Linked DNA regions of Homo sapiens: region 1 is linked to region 2. Evidence: chromatin loops called from intact Hi-C (ENCODE). Cell type or tissue: HepG2. All regions are shown on one strand.

Region 1 (2,500 bases), 120 kb after region 2:
AGCACAGGGCCTAACCCAGAAAAGACCTCAGTAAACGTTTGTTGAATGACTTAATGACCCGACGTATGTCACATATGTCCTAGCCAGACTGGAACTTCTCTCAGGGCCAAGAGGAGGGCGGCACTGGGTCCTAGAGAGGGCCTGCCCTGCAGAAGCTTCTCAGTACATGTTGCTAGATGAATGAACGCATGGCCCCAGGAGATACCAGCTTCTCGGCCTCTCACCATAATTCAGCACCCAGCCTCCTCACACCCTCTCACCTGGCACATCCATAACCCGGCCCTCCACATTGGGGATGACCCCAAGCTTGGAGTCAAAGGGCACGCTTGGGTCGACAGGGCGGCTCTTATACCCAATGCTGCTGAGCACCAGCCCACAAGGGAGGTCTTCCATGTCTCCCGTGGGCACTGCACGGGTGGCCTCATCGACACCCTGTTGGGGAGAGTGTGGGCAACACCAGGCGGGTGGCAGAGGCCTGGGAAGGGGGTGTCTTTGGGAAACATGAGACTCACCTCCAGTCTAGTGACTGCTAGGCGGACACCTGCTGCCCGCCGCCCATCTGGTGAGGGCAGCACCTGCTGGGGGCTTCGGAAAAAGCGGAGGCCCCAGGCACGGGAGGCCGATGCCTGGCGGGCAGCTTCCGCCGGCCCTGGCTTCTCTGTGGCCGTTCGAAGCAGCAGTTCCGTCAGCCGCTTCCTCGGGCGGGGGACCTCTGTCAGCAACGTAGAATGTCTCCAGGCTGTCCCTGGGCCCCGGCCCTCTCCCTGCATGCCCTTCCCCAATCCCTCTCTGACCTAGGCCACCCTCTCCCTAGTAGTTGGGGGGCCAGGCCAGGGCCCCTCACCCTTGATCTTGTCCTGGAGACCCAAGAAATCCACAGGATCCAAAATGGGCCGGGCTCCCGGTAACTGAATCATCTCCCGAAGCTCCTTGAAGGTGGGAGCAGGGAATGGGGGAGGAGGTCAGGCCCAGAACACAGTCCACCTGAGCCCACCCCAGGGTCCAGCCCAGGCAGGAGAGACCACCACCCGCCTCCTCCCCAAAGGCACAGGGCCCCCGGGGCCCTGACTGCTCCCCTTCTTCCATCCCAGGCAGCAGCTACTCCCAGGGGCTCTGCCCCACCCCAACCCCTTAAGGAGAGGCCCCCTCCACCTGGAACCCTGGCTCCTCCCACTCTGGCCCCAGCACCTTAATGGTGAAGGCCACTTGCAGGGGTCCACGCCGGCCCACTAGCCACACTGTCTTCACTCGACTCTGCCTCAGTACACCCAGGGCTGCCTTCGTGATGTCCGTTCTCTGGCACAAAAGGAGGGCCTTGGAGTCATCAGACACTGACCGAGGAAAGGGGACTCTCCATTTGGTCATGTCCCCACCGTGGGCCTGGAGAAGGCTGGCGGCTCAAAATTGCGCCACTGCTCCCCCCTGGTGGCCAGATGGAGCATTGCTGCCAACTCTGCAAATGGCTCCAACTAATAGCACACCAGGCCCACACTTTCATTCAACAAGTATGTAGTGGGCCTCTACCATGTGCTCACCCCCATGCAAAGAGCTTGGAGGGGCGGGGTGGTCAATGGTGAGGAAAAGAGACAAGGAGCAGGCCCTCTCAGAGCTTGTGATCTGCTGGGGAGAGAAATACTCATCAAATACTCATCAATGTGTGTAAAATTGCTGTGGCGATGATATGCGGTGAAACAGAAGTAGACAGGTCTATGGGAGGAGGCACGATGGGGGAGTGGACCAATTCAGGGAAGTCCTGGAGGAAGGGACAACCGAGCCAAGATCTCAAAGATGAACTTTAACTGTTAACTGGTGGGAGGTGAGTGGGGATGATCCAAGCAGGGGATGTGGCTTACTGAAGAGTAAGAGAAAAACGCCACTTAGCTGGAGTGCAGAAAGTGAAGGGAAAATGGTAGAAGAGGAAGCTCATGGCACTGCCCTTCAGAGAGCCTCTGCCTGGGCACCACGGGGAAACAGAGGCACTGAGCCCAGCTTGGAGAGGTAAGGCCTGAACCCTGCAGACAAGGGCACTCTCTCCTCAGGGTGACCCCACCTCCAACCCCGCCAGCCCTGACCTACCACTCACCTCCAGGTGCTCAGGTGGGGTCAGTAGGATGCGGGCCACGTCCAGAGCCACGTTCCCCTGCCCCAGAATCACGGCTGTGTCACAGCTCAGGTCTGGCTCCAGCTGGAGGGGAAAGGTCTTGATAGGGTCCCCCAGCCTCGCTCCACTCAGTTCATCTCAGTCTGCAGGTGCCTCATGCCTGGTCCCCACTGTGCCCTGGGGCTTCCCCACACCGGGAAAGTCCACAACTCTGGTCCCTCCTCCCCCACCTGGACCCAGCTCTCCCCCGAGGCCCTCCACAGCTGGCCTCCCGCCTCAGTCAGCACAATGTCACAGCTCGCCACTGGATGGCAGCTCCCTCTTCCCCCAGGTCTGGCATCCAAGGGCTGAGGGGCGGGGAGGAAGAGGCAGCGGGCGTGCTCCCCATACTCACCTCCT
Region 2 (2,500 bases):
TTATCCACAGAGACCAAGGGAAAAACACAACCAGAAAAGTCCACACATACATCCAGGGCAAGTTGCAAGAAAGTGACTCAGTCAGACAGAGTGAGTGGTTGTATCCTCACAACCAAACTATTATAGAGACAAAAATTTGATAAATTCAAGCACCAATTTTGTTCACGACATTGTATAGGTTTCATGAATCCCCTGACCTCAAGGACAGTTTGCTGATAAGCAAACTAGGAGAATAAAACGTTTATATAGAAAGAGGAAAATCCATGGCACTCATACTCCTACCTCCAACCCCATGCTCATGGCAGACATCACTAATCAATCACAGTACTTTTGATCACTGAAACCCTTATGTGGTCTTAGAATCTTTAACAGGACACTCCAAGAAATCACTGCTGACAGCCAACTGATTTGTGAGATAAGGTCTCCATGCATCTGGATCTTCCATAGAACTGATAGTTGCACAGCATAAAATGGTGAGGGTGGGGCCATTGTGGGTTGAGCCACCAAGGAAGGCCATCCAGGCCTGGATGGGCCAGAACAAAGGTACAGATGAGAGAACGCACAGGGTATCGTGTTCAAGGTAGTGAGTAACTGAGGATAGTCAAACGGAGCAGAAGAAGAAAGGGGCAGCAGGAGGAAGAGAATGCCAGTCTCGCACGCCCTCTCCCACAGGCCTGGCTCACTGAGATTCATGAGTATGCCCAGAGGGACGTGGTGATCATGCTGCTAGGCAACAAGGTGAGTGGCTCCGGGGCAGGGTCAGCCCAGCCCTGCACTTCCTCAGCCCTAGCCGGCCCCATAACCACCCAAGAACAGTTATCTAGGCATCCTTCCTGAAAAGGACTCTGCAGCCTCCAGCTCAGGGGTCAGACATATCTGGAGGCTTCTGCCCATCCCATCTGCCCCTTCCAGGGAAAGTCCAAGTTGTTGCCTGAGAAATCAAGGGGTGCCCAGTTCTCAGCCCCCATTAGAGCAGAGTGAACAGGGTCCCAGGTCAGGGGCTAAGAGTGCAAAGGGTTAGCCCCAACTGCTGTCCTATTCCAAGACCCTTTACCAAAGGTGAGATCCCAGAGCTGGGAGCTACACTGGGCAGAAACCCTGGCCCCAGGCCAATCACACCTGCCTGCAGTCCCTTGGGCCACCAGCAGAGGGCAGGCAACGCCTGCTTCTGGGGCAAAATATGGGCCCGCTGGGGCGGAGGCCTCCTTCCCCAGAGTGACCCATTTGGGCTTGACAGGCGGATATGAGCAGCGAAAGAGTGATCCGTTCCGAAGACGGAGAGACCTTGGCCAGGGTAAGTGATTGTCTGTGGGACAGGGTGAAGGGTGGGGGCAACCCGACGCTGGCCCTGAGGACACTCTCTCCCGGGCAGGAGTACGGTGTTCCCTTCCTGGAGACCAGCGCCAAGACTGGCATGAATGTGGAGTTAGCCTTTCTGGCCATCGCCAAGTGAGAGCTGGGCAGGGAAGGGAAGTGTGCGGGGCAGGGCGGCACACTCCAGGAATCCAGTAGGGCCCGGCCCCTGGCCCAGCCCCTGGACACACCTGCATTCTGCAGGCTGAGGTCCATTTGCTCTGGGAGCACTGGGCCACTGGGAGAGGGGAGGGGGCGGCTCAGCTCCTCACCCCAGCCCAGCCCAGCCCAGCCCAGCCCATTGTCTCTTCTTCAAGGGAACTGAAATACCGGGCCGGGCATCAGGCGGATGAGCCCAGCTTCCAGATCCGAGACTATGTAGAGTCCCAGAAGAAGCGCTCCAGCTGCTGCTCCTTCATGTGAATCCCAGGGGGCAGAGAGGAGGCTCTGGAGGCACACAGGATGCAGCCTTCCCCCTCCCAGGCCTGGCTTATTCCAAGAGGCTGAGCCAATGGGGAGAAAGATGGAGGACTCACTGCACAGCCGCTTCCTAGCAGGGAGCTATACTCCAACTCCTACTTGAGTTCCTGCGGTCTCCCCGCATCCACAGGGAGGGTAAAACACTTAGCTTTTATTTTAATAGTACATAATTTAATACCAAAAAAGGCGCCTGGATCCCCAAAAAACCGAGGCTGGGAGCTAGTGGCCCTTTTGCTTTCTAGGACTTGGGGGGCCGGCCCTCCCTCCTAAGCATAACAAAGGTGGTGTTGCTCCAGCTCAGCCCCAGGGGACACAGATGCACTTTGGGGGTGAGGGCAGGTAATGACTCCATCGCACCCTCAGTTCAGCTGGACAGAGGCTCAGGTGACCCCAGCCTTCACTGTCTCCCGCTCTCCAGGAGCTTATCTTCGCCCCATCTCCCAAATAAGTGGGCCCTTGTGCTGTGAGGAAGACCAAAGCCTCAGGGAAGATAAGAGATATGGAGATGGGAGGGGGAGGACAAGGGGCAGAGAGTAGGGTCTAGCTGGCTATCTCTGGCCTTACTAACACCCCCCTGGAGGCATGCCCCTTTTCTCCAGCACACAAGCACATTGGGGCACCTGGAAATATTGGTTCCAGGCTCCTGTTCTCTGGACTTCAGATCCTG

Evidence for each region. Hi-C counts contacts between places; a loop is a spot of excess contacts. Peaks named below come from ENCODE experiments on the same cell type or tissue, not always from the same donor. Only the 100,000 strongest peaks of a DNase experiment are listed, where the experiment ranks them.
Region 1: a loop joins it to region 2, with 9 times the contacts of the local background. A loop is called at or near these places in 96 of 110 quality-filtered maps.

What each region holds. Positions count from the first base shown.
Region 1 is chr17:74,863,636-74,866,135 of GRCh38, forward strand. It overlaps FDXR (ferredoxin reductase), which reads right to left. Exons shown (of 12, transcript NM_024417.5): 5 at 2,496-2,500; 6 at 2,084-2,185; 7 at 1,189-1,296; 8 at 845-929; 9 at 513-712; 10 at 261-432. Among named protein-coding and RNA genes, the nearest start is that of GRIN2C, 5.0 kb to the left of the region's middle. In HepG2, CTCF peaks have their summits at 1,419 (motif pointing left) and 2,405 (motif pointing right); a DNase peak (open chromatin) is centred at 1,426.
Region 2 is chr17:74,743,636-74,746,135 of GRCh38, forward strand. RAB37 (RAB37, member RAS oncogene family) reads left to right here. Exons shown (of 9, transcript NM_001006638.3): 6 at 673-738; 7 at 1,238-1,294; 8 at 1,373-1,449; 9 at 1,671-2,500. The coding sequence ends at 1,776. It overlaps SLC9A3R1-AS1 (SLC9A3R1 antisense RNA 1), which reads right to left. Exons shown (of 3, transcript NR_187307.1): 3 at 1,965-2,500. Among named protein-coding and RNA genes, the nearest start is that of MIR3615, 3.7 kb to the right of the region's middle. In HepG2, CTCF peaks have their summits at 1,153 (motif pointing right) and 1,788; DNase peaks (open chromatin) are centred at 1,146 and 1,786; H3K4me3 peaks cover 597 bases; H3K27me3 peaks cover 19 bases.